Linked DNA regions of Homo sapiens: region 2 is linked to region 1. Evidence: read pairs that join two places in POLR2A ChIA-PET (ENCODE). Cell type or tissue: GM12878. All regions are shown on one strand. Links, peaks and the distances in the headings refer to the core of each region. The heading gives the core; the rest is flanking DNA.

Region 1 (11,172 bases), core at 2,227-10,226:
CGCTTGAACCCAGGAGGCAGAAGTTGCAGTGAGCCAAGATCACGCCATTGCACTCCAGCCTGGGCAACGAGAGTGAAACTCCGTCTCAAAAAATAAAAATAAATACATACATAAAGTGCCAGAGTTCGCCCTCTGCTTTCCAGGCACTGGGCGATGGTCTTGGGGAGTGCAGAGAAGACATCTCCCAGCAAGCTGTTCCCTTCGGGCTTGGTAAACCAGTGTCCTGGCAGGGTCCATGGTCACCTCACCAGTGCTGAGGCAAAGGCTACAGGTGACGTGAAGGCAAAGACATCTGCCTCTCTGCCTGCCTTCCTTGGGGGTCCCTTTGGCCCCAGCATCCCTGCATGTCCTGGCCCTGGCCTAGAACTCCAGTGAGACATCCATGGTCACTCTGGGCCAGAGTCTCGGACCATAAAGAATACCGAGCTGCCAAGCAAAGCCTGGAGTGAGGCTCACAACAGGGCTGGGGAGGGGTGGCCAGGCTCACTGGTCAAAAGCAGACATTTGGCCTGGCACAGTGGCTCACACCTGTAGTCCCAGCACTTTTGGAGGCCAAGGCATGAGAATTGCTTGAGCTCAGGAATTTGAGACCAACCTGAGTAACATAGTGAGACCTCCATCTCCACAAAAAATGAAAAATTAGCCAAGTGTGGTCGCATGCGCCTGTAATCCCAGCTACTTAGGAGGCTGAGATGGACGGATCACTTGCTTGAGTCTGGGAGGTTGAGGCTGCAGTGAGCCATGATCACACCACTGCCTCCAGCATGGGTGACAGAGCAAGACCCTCTCTCAAAAAAGAAAACACAAAAAGGAGCAGAGGTTCAAGACAAGAATCTGGGTGGCCAGGCACAGTGGCTCACGCCTGTAATCCTAACAATTTGGGAGGCCAAGGTGGGAGGATTGCTTGAGCTCAGGAGTTTGAAACCAACATGGGTAACATAGTGAGACCCTCTCTCCACAAAAAGTGAAAAATTAGCCAGGTGTGGTTGCGTGCCTATAGTCTCAGCTACTCAGGAGGCTGAGGTGGGAGGACCATTTGAGCCTGGGAGGTTGAGGCTGCAGTAAGCCGTGATTGCATCACTGCACTCCAGCCTGGGTGACAGAAAAAGACTCTTAAAAAAAAAAAAAGAATCTGGACGAATATGGGCTTTTTTTTTTTTCCTGAGACAGAGTCTCATTCTGTTGCCCAGGCTGGAGTGCAGTGGCGCAATCTCAGCTCACTGCACTCCAACCTCCCAGGTTCACACCATTCTCCTGCCTCAGCCTCCCAAGTAGCTGGGACTATAGGCGCCTGCCACCATGCCCGGCTAATTTTTCTGTGTTTTTAGTAGAGACGGGGTTTCACCGAGTTAGCCAAGATGGTCTCAATCTCCTGACCTCGTGATCCGCCCGTCTGGGCCTCCCAAAGTGCTGGGATTACAGGTGTGAGGGTTTTTTTTTTCTTTTTTTTTAGACAAAGTCTGGCTCTTGTTCCCCAGGCTGGAGTGCAATGGAGCGATCCCGGCTCACTGCAACCTCCGCCTTTCAGGTTCAAGCGATTCTCCTGCCTCAGCCTCCTGAGTAGCTGGGATTACAGATGCCTGCCACCATGCCCGGCTAATTTTTGTATTTCTAGTAGAGACGGGGTTTCACCATGTTGGCCAGGCTGGTCTCCAACTCCTGACCTCAGGTGATCCACTCACCTCGGCCTCCCAAAGTGCTGGGATTACAGGCGTGAGCCACCGCGCCTGGCCGAATATGGGCTCTTTTGCTCCTGATTTTGTCACATGGGACAAGCACCTCACCCCTGTGTCTTTGTTTCCTCATCTGTAGGGTGGGAATCACCCTAGAGCCCCCTTTTTATAAAGCCATGTGAGGGTCTGCAGTCTCTGCGCCAAGCATGGAGTGAATGCCCAACGCCATGACGATGGCAGGGTGGAAACAGAGTGCCCCAGGAAGGAGTCGTTCAGGTAAGGGCCTAGCAGGAATCATATTCCCAGGCTGAAATTTGTTCCGCATAATCTCTATGGTGGAACCCGCAGTTGTGCACCCACAGGAAAGGCTCTTGGCACCGGAGAAGAACATGGGTAAACATTAACTGGGGTTCTGGAGGCGTGCTTGTGTGGTTTCATATTAGTTAGTCAATCGTTAATTTTTAGGGAAATGGCACCCTTCTTTCTTTCCACGGGAGGGCTGGGTCATTTCCAGTGTGGGGACAGGTGTGGCAATAAAGAGCTCAGGTTCAAAGCCAGGAAACTGCCAGACCTAAGTTCAAGTTGGACTATGCCGTGCCTGGGCAGCAGGTCCTGGGTGTTTACTCCCCGACTCTGAAAGTCAGCTCCTCCTCGGGGTGCCCGTGGAGGAGAAGGGAGTTCCCGGGTCTGCCTGCTGGAAGATGGGGGCTCACGGGCGTGGGGGGCGGGCAGGCAGCTTGCAGCCATTGAGTAGGCATCCTTCTCTCCTTCCCCCTGTAGCACAGGCTCAGGGTTCACGCCTCACACACAACTGCCTCACAGCAAAGCACTTGGGTCAGCAGGGTTAGGAGAGTACAGAGAAGCACTAGGCTGGGCTGGGTGGAAGTAGGTCTGGTTGGCCTTGTACTATCCCCAAGCTTCTTCCTCCCCCACCCAGGGAGGAAGTCCACTCAGCCCTCTGCGTGTCATGGACATGGCTAACATTCACTAGCTACCCCTCAAGAACCAGCCCCACACCAGCGGTTCTGTGTACTTGGATTGTTCCCATTTAAACCTCATAGCAAACCTAGGAGGTGAACTTCATCCTCTCCACTTCACAGCAGAGGATGCTGGGCACAGAAGAGTCCAGCCACTTGGCTCTAGGTCACACAGCAGCAAAGGCAGAGCCAGGCTTTGAAGCCAGGTCTTTGGGACTCCAAGGCCTGTGTTTTTCCCAACTCCAACCTCCAGCCATAGCCCAGGTCTGCCTTCAAGGAGGTTGGAATTCTGATTCCCAAATCTCCATCTTTATGGTTTACTTACTGACTCAACACACGTTGATTTCACATTTTGATTCTGAGCCAGGCACAGTGGCTCATCCCTGTAATCCCAGCACTTTGGGAGGCCAAGGCAGGTGGATCATTTGAGGTCAGGAGTTCGAGACCAGCCTGGACAACATGGTGAAACCCTGTCTCTACTAAAAATGCAAAAATTAGCTGGGCATGGTGTCACTTGCCTGTAATCCCAGCTACTCGACAGGCTGAGGCAGGAGAATTGCTTGAACCTAGGAGATGGAGGTTGCAGTGAACCAAGATTGCACCACTGTACTCCAGCCTGGGCAACAGAGTCTCAAAAAAAAAAAAAATTTTATTCTGAATGTTGTAAAAAGCACCAACCTCAAAGCCAAACAGATCTGGGTTTGAATTTTTTTTCTTAAATAAAGGTGGGATTTTTTTTGTATTTTTTGTAGAGATGGGCTTTCACCATGTTGGCCAGGCTGGTCCCAAACTCCTGTGCTCAAGTGATCCTCCTGCCTTGGACTCCTAAAGTGCTGGGATTACAGCTGTGCGCCACCATGCCCGGCCTGGGTTTGAATTCTGACTCCATCCCTCACAGATTTGACCCTGGGCAAATCCCTTCACTTCCCAGATGCCTCATCGAGTACTTCTGGGGGCTGATGTGAAGGTTAAATGCAAGAACGAGTGTACAGTTCCTAAGCTAGGACCTTGCCCGCAGGGGGTCCTGCAGTGTTCTAGATCCTGCAGCTCTCTCGTAGCTTAAAGATTCTTAGGAGCGAGGGCCAGGTCTATACTCTTTATGTTGTTCCCTGCACCAAAGCATACTAAATTGTCCTGGATTTTAAACTTTATTTTGCAAAGATCAGGAAGTAGGAAGGGGAGAGGTGGGCCAGTCTGGCTAAAACCCCACCAGCCCCACCCCTTCCTCGCTGGGCTGGCCCCTCTGATTTAGATTAGGATCCTGGAAAGACCACTCCCTGGCATGTTTGCCTTTCAAAGCCCAGAATGTTCTCAATCACCCTTCACTGTTGAACCAGGCTGCATTTTCAACAACCCATCCTCCCTTCTCCACTGATAAGATAAACCTGGGTCTGCTGTAGGACGCTGGAAACCTCCTCCGGTTTACATTTCCCATTTCCCTTCTCCCAGAGCCAGACTCAGTGGCTTCCCTCCCCGGTGGGGGGCTGGGTAGGAACTGTTCTCACACTGAGTTTCTGCCAAAGTTCTGCTTCAAGTGAGGAGCAGTTTTCCTGAATAAACACCAGGCCAGACTCTGGGCCAAATGCTTTATAACCTCCTGACCAGAAACCCGAAGCTCGACTTACATAACACACGTAAACGCTCTTGGGCGGGGCGTGGTGGGGGGATGTCCTAGCTCCCACTTCCTCTTTATAGTTTCCAGAAGCACAGTGATGTCTGGAGTTGACATTTTCAATCTAGACTGTAGGCAAAACATAAAGATTTTCTATCAAAATACTCTAATTCCTACATATTTTAATAAATACATCTCACTTTGTTTTGTAAAAATTGGATTCATTCACCCACGCATTCCATAAGCTTTCACTGACAGCCCTGGCCACTCCAGCACAGGGAGTCCAAGAGCCAAGTCCTGGCTTGTGGGAGCTGAAGTCCTGGTGAGGAGAGGGCGCAGGAAACAAGCAAAACCAAGCAAGTGAGAAGCAGGAGGAGGCTTGGCCAGCTGAGGGGTCTGAAGGGTGACTGCTAGGAAGAGCCTGGGGACAGGAGGAGTGGCTGCAGGGTGTAGGTGAGGGGAGAGCGGGGGGCTCGCGATTCTACCTGCTGTGTGCCAGGATCTGCACTTGATGCTGGGAGGACCCAGGAGACCAGAGAACCGGGACACTGCCGTGTCCTTTCTAAGTGGGGGTAATAGACTTGCTGTTTGCTAACTCGCTTTTCTCAGTTTCTCTTGGACGTTATTCCACAGGCAGCTCTGCCTCATGTTAAGCCACATAGCGTTCCTCAACACGGTCAGGCCATGGTTTATTTAACGATTTCCTACAAATGCACTTTTAGGACAAGTGATCGCCATTCCAGCAACAGCTGTGGCGAACCCTTTCACATGCGTTTTTCCAAACATGGGGCAGATTACTGTGTAGAAATTAGAACTACTGAGTTAGAGGGTAACAGGATCCCTCTTCACCTTGGCTATCTTGTTCTCCATGCCAGGCAGAGACTTAGTGGTGATTGTGGTGGTCGAGGGGCTCAGGAGCTGGGGCAGGGTCAGTGCCCAGAGCAGGACAACTGGACCTTGGGGGCGGAGGTCAGACCAAGGCCAGGAGAGAATGAAATTCTGGCCACCACCCCCAGACCTCATGACAATGGGTGGTTATCATCTGCCCAGGGTCTCCAATGAAAGGCTAAACTGTGTTCAGTAATCATCTGCCCAGGGTCTCCAATGAAAGGCTAAACTGTGTTCAGTAGTTCTGATTTAAGGAGGCAGGATACATTCTAGAAAGATTTCAGTTCAAGCTTTGATGCATGAGAGAACTGGACATGTTACCTAGGAAATCCCCGTCCCTGGAACACCGTATTTTCCCAAAGAGTGAGCAAGCTAATGGCGCGGTTTTGCAGCCTGGGATGATCCCAACGGCATGTGCTCTTTCACTTGCTAATCTGCGGTTAGGTGATTATGTCCGATGGAAAGCAGATGCCATTGCTTGTATTACAAGATTCCAGGGAGTAAAGTTCAAGACAAACACGGAATGCCACACACATTCCCTCTTCCCCACACATAATCCAGAACCCCAGGTTAGTTGGGGATCAAGGCGAGGGGCAGTCATCTCCCCAGGCTTGCTCGGGACACTCCCGAACCAAGACTAACCCAGGCAGACAGACGCCAGCCCTCTGCCCCACTCCCCCACCCCAGGGCCTTTTTTCACCACTTCAAAGATGGGAGTTTCAATTCCACTTTGGACTGTTTGCCAGACAGGCGCGGTTTCAACTTGTTCTGCTTACGGTTTGGCAACCTCTATCTTGCTGCAATGGACTTTCCCTGAGCCAGTTTCACCACTCCCTATGCGTCCCCATGTTCCCACTCTTTTAAACTTCCAAATACTTTGCAATAAGGTCCTTTTGAGTAGAAATACTGGGTTCTCATTAAGCAACCCTTTACCTCACTTCTGGAGCACAAAACTGTAAACATGGTTTCGTAAATGGCAACCATTCATTATTCAATAAATATTTACCCAACAGTGATCCTATGCTAAGGTGCTAGGTGCCAGGAATGCAAAAGTGAACAATACAAACATGGCTCCTCCTCTCTGATTTTAAAATTCTATTCAATTGTCCCTTAAATGTTTATTAATACATTCTTATGGTCTGATCATTATTCAGGGAGGTCAAGTTCACATTAAGTTATAAGTTTGAAAGTGGGCTTCAAATTCTGCCCTGCCCAACCTTCACACACATGCCCTTAGTTATACTTAATGTGAACTTGACCTCCCTGAGCCTCAGTTTCCTCACCCGCAAGACGGGACAGCAATACTACCAGGCTTATAGAGTTGCGGGTAGGATGAAAGGTGAAATGCAGGTAGAAGTCCTCAGTAGAGGGCCTGATGGAAAATAGGTGATGAATAATCATGATTACTGGAGCAGGGAATACATACACATGTCCACAACATGTAAATTCTCAACTCAGCTTGACCTCAGGAGCACAAACATTATTATAGCCCTGTCACCTGAAACTCAAGTGTGTCCCACAGATTCTGGGCAGGCAGGAAGTATTGAATGCCCATTTGTGTTCTCTGATTAAAAACACGGGCCGGCCACGGTGGCTCATGCCTGTAATCCCAGCACTTTGGGAGGCTGAGGCGGGCGGTGTCACTGGGCCCCACCACAACCTCCGCCTCCTGGGTTCAAGCGTTTCTCCTGTCTCAGCCTCCCAGGTAGCTGGGATTACAGGTACATGCCACCACACCGGCCAATTTTTGTATTTTTAGTAGAGACGGGGTTTCATCATATTGGTCAGGCTGGTCTCCACCTGAGGTGATCCGCCTGCCTCGGCCTCCCAAGGTGCTGGGATTACAGGCATGAGCCACCACACCCAGCCTGCCTAAATCTATTTCTTTTTGTTTTTTTTTTTTGAGACGGAGTCTCACTCTGTCACTAGGCCTCACTCTTATGCCAGGGCATGAGCTGCCATGCCCGGCCACCTAAATCTATTTCTATAGAGGCTCTTAAAACTCCTAGCTGGATGTTGTGGCCCATGCCTATAATCCCAGTGCCTCTAGTGGCTGACGCAGGAGGATCGCTTCAGCCCAAGAGTTTGAGGTTGCAGTGAGTTATGATCATGCCATTGCACTCCAGCCTGGGCAACAGAGCAAGACCCTGTCTCAAAAAAAAAAAAAAAAACCAAAAAAAAAAGAGGCCAGGTGCAGTGGCTCACGCCTGTAATCCCAGCACTTTGGGAGGCCAAGGCGGGTGGATCACAAGGTCAGGAGTTTGAGACTAGCCTGGCCAACATGGTGAAACCCCAACTCTACTAAAAATACAAAATTAGCTGGGCATGGTGGCGGCACCCGTAATCCCAGCTACTCAGGAGGCTGAGGCAGGAGAATCGCTTGAACCCGGGAGGCAGAGGTTGCAGTGAGCCGTGATCGTGCCACTGCACTCCAGCCCGGGCGACAGAGTGAGACTACATCTCAAAAACAAAAACAAAAACAAAGGACACTCCTAAAGAAGTCATCAACCTGTACAATCAATAGGGAGATTCAGTCAGCACAAAGTCACTCCAAAACACAGGTTTTGGCTCATTCTGTAAGAATCTCCCAGGCAAACAAGAAAAAGCAAATTTCTGCTTCAGATATACCGTTAACAGTGATTATCTGCAGGGGTGGCACATCAGGGGACCATTATATTTTTTCTTTTTTCTTTTAATATCTGCTCATGGGGTATTAAGTTTTTTTTGTTTTTTGGGGAGTTTTTTTTCAGACGAAGTGTCACTCTGTCACCCAGGCTGGAGTACAGTGGTGCGATCTCGGCTCACTGCAACCTCTGCCTCCCGGGTTAAAGTGATTCTCATGCCTCAGCCTCCGGAGTAGCTGGGATTACAAGCGTGGGCTACCAGGCCTAGCTAATTTTTGTATTTTTAGCAGAGTCAGGGTTTCACCATGTTGGTCAGGCTGGTCTCGAACTCCTGTGCTCAAGCAATCTGCCCGCCTCAGCCTCCCAAAGTGCGGAGATTACAGGCGTGAGCCACCGTGCCTGGCCAATTTTTAAAGAAATCAAACATTTAAATGAAGCCAGAGTCCTCGTTCATCACTACCCTTATCCTGTCCTGCCCACTCAGGCAGTAACCACCCTCACACCAAGGAGAATTTTCCTTCCAGCACATTCTTACACATTTTTTATGGAGATCTGTCTATCTACATACAACATAAAGTTTTGTACAGTTTTCATGGTTTCATATGGTGTAGAGTGCTGGACATTTTTCCTCCTTGACATATTGTTTTTGAGATACATTATTTGTACAGGTTGAGCCAATGATTTGTAACTGCTACATGCAGAGGATTATTTCCTCCTATAACTGTAACATAGGTGTTCATCTATTTCCCAATGGAGCTCGAGCTGGCTTATTTCCTAAGCTTTTACTGACATAAAAGAAGTTGCAATGAACATTTCTGTATGGTGCCTATGTATACTTGCAGTGTTGCCCAGGATGGAGTGCAGTGGCAAGATCAAAGCTCACTGAAGCCTCAAACTCCTTGGCTCAAGCAATCCTCCTGCCTCAGCCGCCCAAGTAGCTGTGACTACAGGTGCTCACCACCATGTCCAGCTAATTTTTTTAAGCTTTTGTAGAGATGGAGTTTTGCTATGTTGCCCAGGCTGGTCTCGAACTCCTGGGGTTAAGCAATCTTCCCACCTTAGCCTCTGAAAGTGCTGGGATTACAGCTGTGAGCCACCACACCTAGCCTTGGGAAATCCATCCTTAATTGCCTGTCAGTTCTCTCTTTAGTTCAGTGCTTCACACTGTAATCCCAGCACTTTGGGAGGCCAAGGAGGGAAGATTGCTTGAGCCTAGAAGTTCAAGACCCAGCCTGGGCAACATGGCAAAACCCCATCTCTATAAAAATTATAAAAAATTGGCTGGCTGCAGTGCCTTAATCCCAGCACTTTGGGAGGCCAGGGCAGGTGGATCACCTGAGGCCAGGAGTTCAAGACCAGCCAGCCTGGCCAACATGGCGAAACCTCATCTCTACTAAGAATACAAAAAAATTAGCCAGGCGTGGTGGTGGGCACCTGTAATCCTAGCTACTCAGGAGGCTCAAGCAGGAGAATCGCTTGAACCCAGGAGGTGGAGGTTAGAGTGAGCCAAGATCACACCACTGCACTCCACCCTGGGCAACAGAGCAAGAGTCTGTCTCAAATAAATAAAATAAAATAAAAAATACAAAAATTAGTCAGGTGTGGTGGGGTATGCCTGTAGTCTCAGCTACTTGGAAGACTGAAGTAGGAGGATAACTTGTTGACTGAGCCTGGGAGGTTGAGGCTGCAGTGAGCACTACTACACTCCAGCCTGGGCAACAGTGAGAGACCCTGTCTCAAAACAAAAACAAAAACAGAAAGAGAGGGTAAGAATAAAGATGCAAGTTTTAATTCACCCCAAACTCCCATTCTACTTTACCACAATCTAGCTCACCCCTTCAGGAAACAAACTGCAAATACAACAGCATCCATATCAAATGGAGTTTGATCACCAAGACACTGCAAGTCCACAGCGTCACTGTTATCCCAGCTCCTGCTTAAGGCTGCAGTCAATATGGAGGCACCAGTGGCCATGAAGCCAGCACTGCCTGTGGCTGCAGAAGCCTCACCCCATTTGGTCCTCACAGCAATTCGGTGATGCAGATGGAATTTTACCCCCCACATTTTTTTTTTTTTTTGAGATGGAGTCTCGCTCTGTCACCCAGGCTGGAATGCAGTAGTGTGATCTCGGCTCACTGCAACCTCTGCCTCCCAGGTTCAAGTGATGCTCCTGCCTCAGCCTCCCAAGTAGCTGGGATTACAGGTGCGCGCCACCATGCCCAGCTAATTTTTGTATTTTCAGTAGAGACAGGGTTTCACTATGTTGGCCAGGCTAGTCTCGAACTCCTGACCTCGTGATCCGCCTGCTTCAGTCTTGCAAAATGCTGGGATTACAGGTGTGAGCCACTGCACCCAGCCATTTTACCCCATTTTACAGATGAGGCAGCTGAGGTGCAGAGTCCACTGCTGTATGCACCATCCCTCTTCCCTGCTGAGTCAGCAATAAGGCCACACTGCAAACAGCCCAGGGGGCTCTAAGAGGTCCAGTTCCAGCACGGCGCCACCAGAGTAGAATGCTCTGTGGTCCTTGGAAAGGGTTAAATGAGATCTGAACGTACTCAGAATGATAACCCAGGTACATTGTTCAGTGAGACGGCGAGCTTCAGAATATAAGTGGTTGCATCTCATTTATGTTAAAAAAAAAAAAAAGTCTGGTGTGCTTGCATTCTCTCTCTCTCTCTCTTGCTGCAGGCACTTGTAAATGCAAACAAAATGTCTACAAGAGACACACCCACCTGTTCACAGTGCTCTTGGAGGGAGTAAAATGGGGTATCCAGAGAGGTTTATTTATTTATTTATTTTTTAAGAGATGGGTTCTTGCTCCATTGCCCAGGCTGGAGTGCAGTGGCACAATCATAGTTCACTGCAGCCTTACATCTAATCTCAAGCGATCTTCCCACCTTGGCATCCCAAAGTGCTGGAATTACAGGCATGAATCACCTTGACTGACCATGTCCAGAGAGTTGTAAGTCAGTCCTCTGCAATTTTATACAGTGGGCATGTGTTACTTTAATGATCTCAAAAAGTCTGATAAAGAAAAGCAGCCACAGGGAATTGACTCGGCTCCTCCAGCCTACACCCACAGAGTAAATCTGGAGAACAGGATGTGTTACCTATGGGCCTGGGTGCATATCTGGACCCAGCTGCCTCATCTGCATGTGATAAAGGATAAAGATTTTAATCAGATCCTGTGGCCAGAAGGGTTCCTAGGGCGATGGCTGTTCCTTGAGGACATTTCTGAGACAGGGTCTTGTTCTGTTGCTCAGACTAAGTGTAGTGGCCCAATCATAGCTCACTGCAGCCTCGAACTCCTAGGCTCAAGTGATCCTCCCACCTCGGCCTCCCATATAGCTGGGACTACAGGCATGTGCCACCGCACCTGACTAATTTACTTTTTT
Region 2 (11,172 bases), core at 2,155-10,154, 340 kb after region 1:
AGGAGAGAGGAGCCAGGCTGGAAAACAGTGTGACACCTGGGCCCTCTGGGAGTTGGGCAGCATCAAAAACTGCCATCTGTCCCATCAGACTACGCCCAAGTCTGTCCAGAATTAGCTATTTCCACCCCCACGATGCTGCTCCAGCCTACCCTCCTCTGCTCAAAACTCCCCTGCAGCTACAGGAGGCTGAAGCAGGGAGGTTGAGGCTGCCGTGAACTATGATGGTGCCACTGCACTCCAGCCTCGACAACAGAGCAAAATCTCATCTCAAAAGAAACTCCCGGCTGGGCGCAGTGGCTCACGCCTGTAATCCCAGCACTTTGGGAGGCCGAGGCGGGCAGATCACAAGGTCAGGAGTTCAAGACCAGCCTGGCCAATATGGTGAAACCCTGTCTCTATTAAAAATACAAAAATTAGGCCAGGTGCGGTGGCTCACACCTGTAATCCCAGCACGTTGGGAGGCCGAGGCAAGGCAGATCACCTGAGGTCAGGAGTTAGAGACCAGCCTGACCAACATGGAGAAACTCTGTCTCTACTAAAAATACAAAATTAGCCAGGTGTGATGACACATGCCTATAATCCCAGCTGCTCGGGAGGCTGAGGCAGGAGAATCGCTTGAACCCAGGAGGCAGAGGTTGTGGTGAGCCAAGATCGTGCCACTGCACTCCAGCCTGGGCAACAAAAGCGAAACTCCATCTCACACAAAAAAATACAAAAATACAAAAATTAGTCGGGCATGGTGGCAGGTACCTGTAGTCCCAGCTACTTGGGAGGCTGACGCAGGAGAATCACTTGAACCCGGGAGGCAGAGGCTGCAGTAAGCCAAGATTGCGCCACTGCACTGCACTGCAGCCTGGGCAACAGAGCAAGACTGTCTCAAACAAACAAACAAACAAAAACAAAAACTCCCCTGTGGTCCTCATCTGAGAGACCCTTGTTACCTCCTCAGCCTCTTGGGCCTCCCTCCCTCGCTCTGATCCAGCCACACTGGCCTCCACTCTTCTTCAGTGTGCCAGGTGCACTCGGGGCCTGTGCCCTCAGAGAGGCAGCTCCCCCCACAGCTTCACAAATACGACTGCTTTTCAAAGTGTCATCTCCTCAGGGAGGCCCTCCCTGACCACAGTATCTAAATCCTGAGCCGCAAAGCCCCTTCACTTCCTTCCCTGCCTGTTGTCCTATGAGCTGGTCTTGCGCATTCCTTGATGCAGGTCTCTGCCGTGACTTGGCTTTGCTCACGTGGTGTCCTTGGCCGCGAGCCAGTGCCTGCTAGGTGGTGGGTGCTCAACATTCATCATAAGCCTTTTGCTGGCTAAGCATCCTTTGTGCTGGGTAACGGGGGGCATAGGGGATGATTGCCCCTACTGCCATCCCCCACCCCAGTGAAGACCATGAGTGATAGGGATGCTACAAGCCAGTGCTCTCAGGGCTGGGGTGGGCCTCCCAAGGCCCCTCCAGCTGGCCAGGGAAGAGGGCAGGCTGAAAGGCAGGCTCAGGTGTGTCAGCCCCCTGACCTCCCCGCAAGGGCACCATCAGGAGCCCCCATGCTACAGACTCTGGGAGGCAAAATCACACAGTGCCCCAGCCATGGGGAATAGCGAAGTTGAGCCAGGGCTCCAATCCTCATCTGCCCACCCCCAGCCCCAGCACCCCCAACACCTGGTCTCCCTCCAGCCGCCTTCCCGCCCACACCTTCCCCTGCCACCCAGCCCCTGCATTTGTGATGCCCTGCCTGACCCAAACTGCATGTCCCAGCAGAGAAAACCTCCTCTCCTCCAGGGAGCCTTCTCTGACCACTGAGTCATGATTAGTGCAATTCCTGTGCCTCTCCCTCAGCACTGAGCTTATCGAACCGGCCATGGTTTCCTGATGACGCAACTGCCTCCACCATCTGACTGGGAGAGTTCCTCTTGGGGTTGGGGTGGGCACCAAACCTTGCTGCCAGCTGAGGCCCAGCCCTGGGGCAGGCCCAGAGGAGGTACTTGGAGGGTTTGCCGGGTGGATGGATGGATGAGCACTTGGGTAGGTACCTGGGACCCCCAAGCTCTCAAGTGCCTGGGAAGCAGAGGGAGGTATGGGGTGTGATGGGTGATCTCAGCCCCCTTTTCCCAAGCTCCTTGGGGGGCAAACTGAAGGCAATGAGCCAGTTCCAGCGACTGAATCAGTGTGGGAACTACAGGCCACAGGGCGCTTCTCTGCTATGCCCCCCACCAGGACCCCAAGCCTGGCCCCTCCTTCACAGACCCTTCAAATGCAGGGCCCTGAGCAAATTACTTTGGCCTGCTGTGCTTCAGTTTCCTCACCTGTAAAATGGGGATGATAATGGAACCCACTCCTTGGACTTCTGCAAGTGAGCCTGCCTGCTGCCCTGAATGCCCAGTGGGCCCAGTCCACAGGGCAGCGGCTCCTAGACCCCCACCACCCTGTTCATTATGGGCCAGATCCCCCCTTGGTCTGCACCCTGCTGCCTCAGGTGCCCTTTCCCCACAGGGGAGGAGGAAAGAGAAGGGAGAAGCTTCCAGAAAAGCCACATGGCTGCCAGAAAAGCCCTTTCCTGGCAAGAGCCCCCCAATGCCAGAAACAGAAACCTCCCCAGCCAGAACATCCCCCTATTTCCCAGACATCTGAGGGCTTTGGGGGTCCCAGGCCCCTACCCAAGTGCTCATCCATCCGTCACCCAGTAAACCCTCCAAGCACCTCCTCTGGGCCCAACCCAGGGCTGGGCCCCTACTGGGAGCAAGGCTTGGTGCCCACCCCAACCCTGAGAGGAATTCTCCCAGTCAGATGGTAGAGGCAGAGACAGACATGGTGAGTGTGACACCCCCAAATACAGAATCCCTGTTCAGAGTCAGATCCCCCCTCCAGGCAGGTGGCACCCCAGCTCACACTGAGTGACTGAGTGTGGTGTGGGCAACAGGACACACACCAGCCTGCTTTTCCCGTGTATGTGTGTGGCGGGAGGGGGGCGGGGGAAGTGATTAGCCAGAGATGCTGGGACAGACAGGACTTGGGGACCTGTCTAAAACCCCACCCAGAGTGAATTCCCCTCAGTTCCCATCATGGTCCTCCTGCATGTCAGAGAATCACAGGGACACAGACACAAAGCCCCCTCTCAGAGAGACAGCAACCACCCCCAAGACAGAATCATGATGGCAAGGACACAGAGCCCCTTTCAGATGCTAGAGTGGCCTCCCTACAGCGACAGACACCCAGAGGAAGACCTTCACACAGGGAAAGACAGCCCCCACCACACCTGCTTCCAGACCAGCCCAGAGTCCCCAGCAGCAACATGGTCCCCTCCTCAGATATGGGTGCCGACTCCACCAGGTGGCCAAGGGTGGAGGGGCCAGTTACACATGGCCCCTGCAGCCTGCTGTGAGGATGGTGGGACGCTTCTACTCTCGAGTCGGCTATGGTGGGGCTATGCGCAAGGCCTGGGGACAGTGGCTTATGAGGGATGATGCCTGGAAAGCCCTACACTCCCTACCCCGCAGTGGGCACCTTCCCCAGCGCTCTCATCCCAAAACATGGACAGGAAGTCCAGGCCCCATCCAGCCCACCTGGCTAGGAGGAATGTCCTGGGATGGGCCTTGCAAGGAGCAGGATGGAAGGAGGGGAGCCACACCCCCAGGGCCTTTTCCCTCCACACCTTCACTCAAGCTGTGCCCTCCGCACAGGGCACCATTCTGGCCAAACCGCTGGGCTCTCAAGTGCCAAATAAGGACAAACAACTGTCAGGCACCGGGAGCTGCGCTGCAGTGACAGCCAGCGGACCAGCACATGGCACAGGGCATGCAGCAGCTTCCATCCACCTGCCCTGTCCCCAGCAGGCCTGAGCCACTTCTGAGGACAAGATGGCATCTCTGGGCGGCACTCAGCTCCATACACGGCAGGGCCACCAGACCCCACTCCAGGCCTGGTCCCAGCACACCTCCCCTGCTGCATGCCAGCTGCCGTCAGCCCACGCCTCGCACGACCACATCCTGCTCCCAGCTGTCCCCATAGGAATCCTTCCTGCCCCCACTGTGGCCAGCCTGGCTAAGCCCAGCACCCCTGCCCTTGGCCACACCTTTTTCAGGTGACGCCTTCTGCGCCTCGCCACCACAAGGCCATGGACGCCCCAAACCACGAGTGCCAGGCTGTGCTGGCCTCCAGACAGAAGGGAGAGCAAGCAGCTCCCTTGGCAGGGAGGGGGCAAGCCTGGCTCCCTGCAGTGGGTGGGGGTTGTTCACGCCTGTAACGAGCACTTTGGGAGGTCAAGATGGGCGGATCACTTGAGGTCAGGAGTTCGAGACCAGCCTGGCCAACATGGTGAAACCCTGCCTCTACTAAAAATTCAAAAATTAGCCAGGCGTGGTGGTGCATGTGTAGTCCCAGCTACTCAGGAGGCTGAGGCACGAGAATCACCTGAACCTGGGAGGCGGAGGTTGCAGTGAGCCGAGATCGTGCTACTGCACTCCAGCTTGGGCTACTTCAAGATGCCCTCTCAAAAACAAAAAAAACACCAGTGAGGACTGTAGCCAGGCCCCGCATCTGTGACGATCACCGAGGGTATCATGGGGCCCCAGGGCTGGGTCTACTGTAGCACACACCAGTGGGGCCAGGTCCCCAGGCTTGAATGGGGCACCGACGGCCCATCCCCCTGCCACAAAGCCAGGACCAGCTCGGGGAAGCCCCGGCCAAGCATCTGCTCTGCACCGGGTGTGGGTGGAAAAAGATGTGGTTAAGAAACAACAAAAAACCTCTGTCGCCCGTCTCGGGTGGGGAGAGTGCACCAGAGGAGAGGGGACTCATCACCACCAAGATCCCCAAAGCCCCAGACAACGGTAGCTACTGCCTGCCTTCGAAGAACGATGATTCAGAAGAAGAGGTGAGAGCAAGGGCTTCTGGGGTGGAGGGGCTCCCAGCCAACTGGCACAGCCAGGCCAGGTCCTCCTCCAGCCACGGCACAGCACCGGGAATCCCATGTCCTTCTGAGCTCCACCCGGCACGGACTCTCATTACTATCATTTTAGCTCCTGTTTACTGAACGTTTACCATGTCACAGGCCTTGACACACAGCCTCTCACTGACATCACAAAACAACAGGAAATCACACCAGCCACCCATAACAAAAGCCAGCTGGATTAAATAATTAAAAGTGAAAAAGGAAACCAAGACAGAACTAGAATAAAACCTAAATAATTATTTATCTGATCCTGGGTGGGGAAAGGCCTTTCTAAGGTAAAAAAGCAAAGAATAAAACCATAAAGGCGAAGATCACTGGATTTTACTGCCTGGAACTTGCAAACCCCCATAGGTCAAGAAATGCAGGAACAAAATTGAAAAGTCAAATCGGAAACCAGGGAAATATTTGCAACATGGGACAGAGCTAATATCCGTGCCGTGTAGTGTTCACAAATCAAGAAAAAGGCAAGCAGTGCAGGAGACAAACATGCTGAGTAAATAGCCTGATAAATCACAAGAAATGTGTATGACCAAGGAACAGAAGAGAAACAGTCGAAATCCACGGGGACAGAAAGATCAGTGGTTGCCACGGGCTGGAGGCAGGGAGTTTGGGGACTGACTGCTCCAAGGTTTTTTTCTAGGGTGATAGAAATGTTCTGGATTAGATAGTGGTGATCATTGCACAATTGTTTAAATATACTAAAAGCCAATGCATTGTACAATTTAAACAAGTGAATTTTATGGTATATGAATCATATCTCAACTTTTAACAAAGAGAAATGGTCACACTTAGGATAAGATAACCACTTTTCATCCAGAAGGTGGCAAAGGTTTTTAAAATAATACCCAGTGCTGGCACCACTGGTGACAAGAAGATATATGCGTATGACCTTTCTGGAAGGCTACTCAAAAATAATGTATCAAAAGAATAAGAAATGGCTATTAGGCAGATGAAAAGATGCTCAACACCATTTTCCATTGGGGAAATGCATATCAAAACCACACTGAGGCTAAACCCGGTAGCTCACACCTGTAATCCCAGCATTTTGGGAGGCTGAGGTGAGAGGACTGCTTGAATCCAGGTGTTCGAGACCAGCCTGGGAAATATGGTGAAACCCCAGCTCTTCAAAAAACAAAAACAAAACAAAACAAAACAAAAAACCACATCACGTAGTGTAGTGAAAAACAAAAATTAGCTGAGTGTGGTGGTGTGTGCCTGTAATCCTAGCTACTCAAGAGGCTGAGGTGGGAGGATCACTTGAGCCCAGGAGTTTGAGGCTGCAGTGAGCTGCCTCTGCACTCCACTGCACTGCACTCCAGGCTGGGTGACAGAACAAGACCCCGTTTAAAACAAACAAACAAAAAAAACACCACACTGAGAAACTACTTCACACCCTTTAAGATGGCTGGGATGGCTACAATCAAGAAGACAGACAATAACAAATATTGGCAAGGACATGGAGAAACTGGAGTCCTCTCACGCAATGATGGTGGGAATATAAAATGGTACAGTTGCTTCAGAAAACAGGTTGGCAGTCATATTTATTTTATATATAGTCATTTTTTTTTCTGAGTCAGAGTCTCTCTCTGTTTCCCAGGCTGGAGTGCAATGGCATGATCTTGGCTCGCTGCAGCCTCCACCTCCTGGGTTCAAGTGATTCTTCTGCCTCAGCCTCCTGAGTAACTGGGATTAAAGGTATCCACCACCACGCCCAGCTAATTTTTGATTTTTAGTAGAGACAGGGTTTCACCATGTTGGCCAGGCTGGTCTCAAACTCCTGACATCAAGTGATCCACCTGCCTTAGCCCCCCAAAGTGCTGGGATTACTGGCGTTAGCCACCGTGCCCAGCCCAATGTAATTAAACATAGAATTACTGTATGCCCCAGCAATTCCACTCCTAGATGTATCCCAAGAGAAATGAAAACACAGATCCACACAAAAACTTGTCCACGAATGTTCATAGCAGCATTATTCATAACAGCCAGAAAGTGGAGATAACCTGATGTCTATTAAGTGATAAACAAATAAGCAAAATGTGGCAAGTCCATACAATGGAGTATTTTTCAGCCATAAAAAGGAACAAAATACATGCTGTAACTTCGGTGAACCTGGAAAACATGATGCTAAGTGAAGGAAGCCAGACACAAAAGGCTGCATAGTCTGATTCCACATATGTGAAATGTCCAGAATAGGTAAATCCCTGGAGACAGAAAAGAGATGAGTGGTTGCCAGGGGCTGGGGAGGGAGGTATGGGGAGTGACTGTTCATGGGTACAAGGTTTCCTTTTTTGATGACGAAAATGTTCTAAAATTAGATTATGGTGAGGGTTGCACAACTCTGTAAATATACTAAAAACCAATGAATTATACGCTTTACACAAGCGAATTTTATGGTTTGTAAATTATATCTCAATAAAGCTTTGAGAGCAAGAACGGATCAGAAGTGCTCATAAAAGCCTTGACCCAGCACTCCCCTTCTAGGAACTGAGCAGAAGAAAATCATCAGAAGTGGGCACCAAGACTGACATAAGGTGTTCATCCCAGGGTCATCTATACCAGCAAAAAAGTTAAAAATGGGCTGGGCGCGGTGGCTGTAATCCCAGCACTTTGGGAGGCTGAGGCAGGCAGCTCACCTGAGGTCAGGAGTTCGAGACCAGCCTGGCCAACATGGTGAAACCCCGTCTCTACTAAAAATACAAAAATTAGCCGGGCGTGGTGGCACATGCCTGTAATCCTGGCTACTCGGGAGCCTGAGGCACGAGAATCGCTTGAACCTAGGAGGTGGAAAAAAAAAAAAAAAAGAATACAGAAAAATGTTCAGGACACAAAGTGAAAAAAGCAGGTGACCAAATAGTATGAGGAATGCCAGGCCCGCAAAGGCTGAAGCTTTTGTCCACAAGCTCCTGCCTGCAAGGGGCTCCAGACAGAATTGTGCAAAAAGTAATCCCTTCCCAGCAATTGCTGAAGGAATTGGAATTTGGAGGCGGAGGCAAAGTTAAAGACAGAGAAGAGGCTGGGTGTGGTGGTGGCTCACGCCTGTAAATCCCAGAACTTTGGGAGACCTAGGCGGGAGGACTGTTGAGCCTAGGAGTTTAAGACCAGCCTAGGCAACATAGTGAGAGTTTGTCTCTACAAAAAAACTTAAAAATTAGCAGGGCATGGTGTCCTGCTAATGTCTATGCTAATAGCAGCATTAAATAGTCCCAGCTACTTGGGAGGCTAAGGTGGGAAGATCACCTTGAGCCCAGGAGGTTGAGGATGCAATGAGCCGAGATGGCGCCACTGCTCTCTAGTCTGGGGGACAGAGCAGTGTCCCCCAGTCTCAAAAACAAAACAAAAATGACAATAATGACATCTACCAAAATGGAAATGCTGGTTCTCTCTGGGTAGTGAGATTGTGGGAGGTTTTTCTGTTACTGTTTTTTTTTTTCTTTAAATAGTTTCTGCCATGAGCTTTATTAATTGAAAAAGCAAAATAAAAAACATTAGGAACTCAGACATGGAGGCCCTCGGCAAGTTAAAGACAGTTTCCTAGATTACATGGGGTACCCAGATGAAGACAGGGCAGGGCCCCCTTCCAGGTGGTTCCCTAGAGAGAGGTTTCTCTCTCCTCCTACAGTGGTGCCCCTGTGTGTAGAGCTGAGGTTGGGGTTCGAGTCAGGCATGGGGTGGGGGGTCCCAGGCAGCAGCCACAGCGAGGGAGGTCCAGAGGCCAGGTGGCCCTTAATCGCCCCGATGTACACTGTCACCCAGTGGTTCCAGAGGCCAAACAGTGGGCGGGGGCCACAGCCTCCTCCTCAACTCAGAGGGGAGATAGGAAAAAGGGGGTATGGGGCCCCAGAAAGGAAGCTGAGGTGGCCCCTCCTGCACTGGGAGAGGAAGCCCCCCCCGCCACCCACCCCCGGCCGGCACTCGGAGACCTCTTCTAGCGCAATCAGTTTCCTTTTCCATTCACAAAGAACTGGGTGGGGGATTTCCAGCAGCGCCAATGGGGCCAGCCAGGGGTTGCTGTGGGGAGCAGCCAGGCTGCTGCCCATCCCGGGGAGGGACCCTGGGGACCCACCTGTGGGATCTGGTGGCCTCCTTCCCCTTTTTCTGCCCTTCAGGGTAGGAACACATCATGCCAGCTACTCCCTGAGCCTGCAGTTGGCTCAAAACAACCCACTAAGGCAAGTGCTGGCATCCCATTTTCTGTAATGAGCCACTGAGGCGCAGAGAGGCCAAGTTCTTGGCCCAGAGCCACACAGCAAGGATACAAGAGCCAAGATCTGAACCTGACCCTGTCCATCTGCCCTTCTCCAGCGTCCACCCTTCGCCCCTGGACCCTGACCCTGAACCTCCAAGCCCACAGCCCTGACCCCACAATGGTCTCATCTCAATACCAGCCTCGAAAACAAACAAAACAAAAAAATACCACACCAACTTCCAAGAAGCCAGTAAGAGCAGCCAGGCCTGGTAAGCAGGACGGGGTGGGGATGGACCATAATAACTTAATTACCTCCCCCCTTGTTGGATTCAGGGCACTTTCTAGGCTGTGGATTCGCAGAATTTGAGCTGAAAGGAAGCGCCCCGATACCATCTGCCCCCGTGGTTTCAGCGCGGTCGGGGGTTTCTTCTAAGCGGCAAAGCACTTTTTCAAAAACGATTTTGCATGGAACCCCAATAAGGGGGCAGATGGGGCGGCAGTGTGTGTGGCTGGGGCCGCAGGAGCCCTGCCCAACCCCCTCCGCCTTCCCCATCACTCCCAGAAGGCCACTGCAGGCACCCACTTCATAGCTCAGAGAGGACTGGGACCTACCTGGGTCACATGGCAGCCCAGGACAGAGTGAGGATGGGACCTCCGTTCCTACCCCAGGAGCCTCTGCCGCTGGTCCCCCAGGAGACGTGGGCCCAGGAAAAAACCGGCTTCTTAAGCCTGTGTGCCCGCCAGGACCTGAGCTCTGCCTGCCTGCCAAGACCAGGGCTCAGTCTGCCCTGCTTGCCGGGATACAGGCTCGTTCTGACGGTGGAGGGTGGGTGCTTTCTCTCTGCCTGTTCTGGGGCCTAAACACAAACCCCCTGCCCCTGGTGCCCCCCGGCCTTGGCAGACCCACCAGGGACTCTCATTTCCTGCCTTGGCCACCTACCAGCTCTGGGGCCTCGGGCAAGTTTCTGGACCTCTCTGTGCCTAGTTTTCTTGGCTGTGAAATGGCTTCATCACTGTCCCCACCTCCGGGGTTTGTGATAAGGATTCCATGGGATGTGGCGGACACAGTGCCTGTCACATGAAAACCAATTAATAAAAATGGGCCGGGCGCGGTAGCTCACGCCTGTAATCCTAGCACTTTGGGAGGCCGAGGCAGATGGACAGCCTGAGGTCAGGAGTTCGAGACCAGCCTGGCCAACATGGCGAAACCGCGTCTCTACTAATAATACAGAAAAATTAGCGGAGTGTGGTGGTGGGCGCCTGTAATCCCAGCTACTCGGGAGGCTGAGGCAGGAGAATTGCTTGAACCCTGGAGGCGGTGGTTGCAGTGAGCCAAAATCACACCACTCTGCTCTAACCTGGGCGACAGAGCGAGACTCTGTCTCTAAATAAATAAATAATAAATAAAAATGACAACGCCAGTGATGCCTGCAGCAGCAAAGCCTTGCAGGCCCCAGCGAACACTGGCTGTGTTGGGCACAGCTCTAGGTGCTTCCCAGACAGCACTCAGTTGATCCTGGGGCCAGAGCCATCATTCAGCTATTTTTACTTGAGTAAACTGAGGCACAGGGAGGGCAAAGTGCCTTCCCCCGGGTCACAGGCTCAGAAGGGCAGGGGCAGGCCAGGGCCGCGCCTGTCAGAGCCCGAGGCGGCTTCCTGCCGTCCCTCCTCCTCCTCCTCCTCCTCTTCCTCCTCCTCCTCCTCCTCCTCCTCCTCCTCGCACTCCTGCCCCGAGAGGAAACCGCCAGGCCTCCGGCGGACGTCCCTTTCTTTCTGCTTCCCCTTTCCCACACCCGGAGGCATGGGGGTGGCTCCTGCATCCCCGCCCAGGCTCTGGGCCCAGAGCCCGACTCCTGTGGCCTCCCCGGGTCTCAGTTTCCTCCTCTGTAAAGGAGGTGTGAGGGCGGTGCCACCTGGAAGAATCACGGCAAGGACGGACGGGCACGGCCCTCCTGTGCCCAGGCAGGGTCACAGCCCACCCAGAGGGAGCTGCCCACCTGTGCCTCTGCCTCCCCTGCAGACCCAGGCACACCCAGGAACT

What was found. ChIA-PET counts read pairs that join two places held together with the same protein. Peaks named below come from ENCODE experiments on the same cell type or tissue, not always from the same donor. Only the 100,000 strongest peaks of a DNase experiment are listed, where the experiment ranks them.
Region 2: POLR2A ChIA-PET joins it to region 1 with 11 read pairs; 2 of 35 experiments call an interaction of 5 or more read pairs at or near these places.

What each region holds. Positions count from the first base shown.
Region 1 is chr12:111,768,824-111,779,995 of GRCh38, reverse strand. The region is part of intron 1 of ALDH2 (aldehyde dehydrogenase 2 family member); the gene reads right to left. Among named protein-coding and RNA genes, the nearest start is that of ALDH2, 7.5 kb to the right of the region's middle. RefSeq lists enhancers at 4,399-4,588, 6,292-6,863. In GM12878, for the core only: no CTCF peak of the experiment used is centred there; DNase peaks (open chromatin) are centred at 4,305 and 5,916; H3K4me3 peaks cover 1,301 bases; H3K27ac peaks cover 3,281 bases.
Region 2 is chr12:111,428,694-111,439,865 of GRCh38, reverse strand. All of the region lies in intron 2 of SH2B3 (SH2B adaptor protein 3), which reads right to left. LOC124903019 (a long non-coding RNA gene) reads left to right here. Exons shown (of 2, transcript XR_007063462.1): 1 at 1-1,918; 2 at 2,782-7,382. Among named protein-coding and RNA genes, the nearest start is that of SH2B3, 28 kb to the right of the region's middle. RefSeq lists enhancers at 2,952-3,531, 3,532-4,111, 4,622-4,751, 4,812-4,901, 8,823-9,132 and 1 more. In GM12878, for the core only: no CTCF peak of the experiment used is centred there; DNase peaks (open chromatin) are centred at 4,775 and 9,014; H3K4me3 peaks cover 3,591 bases; H3K27ac peaks cover 7,833 bases.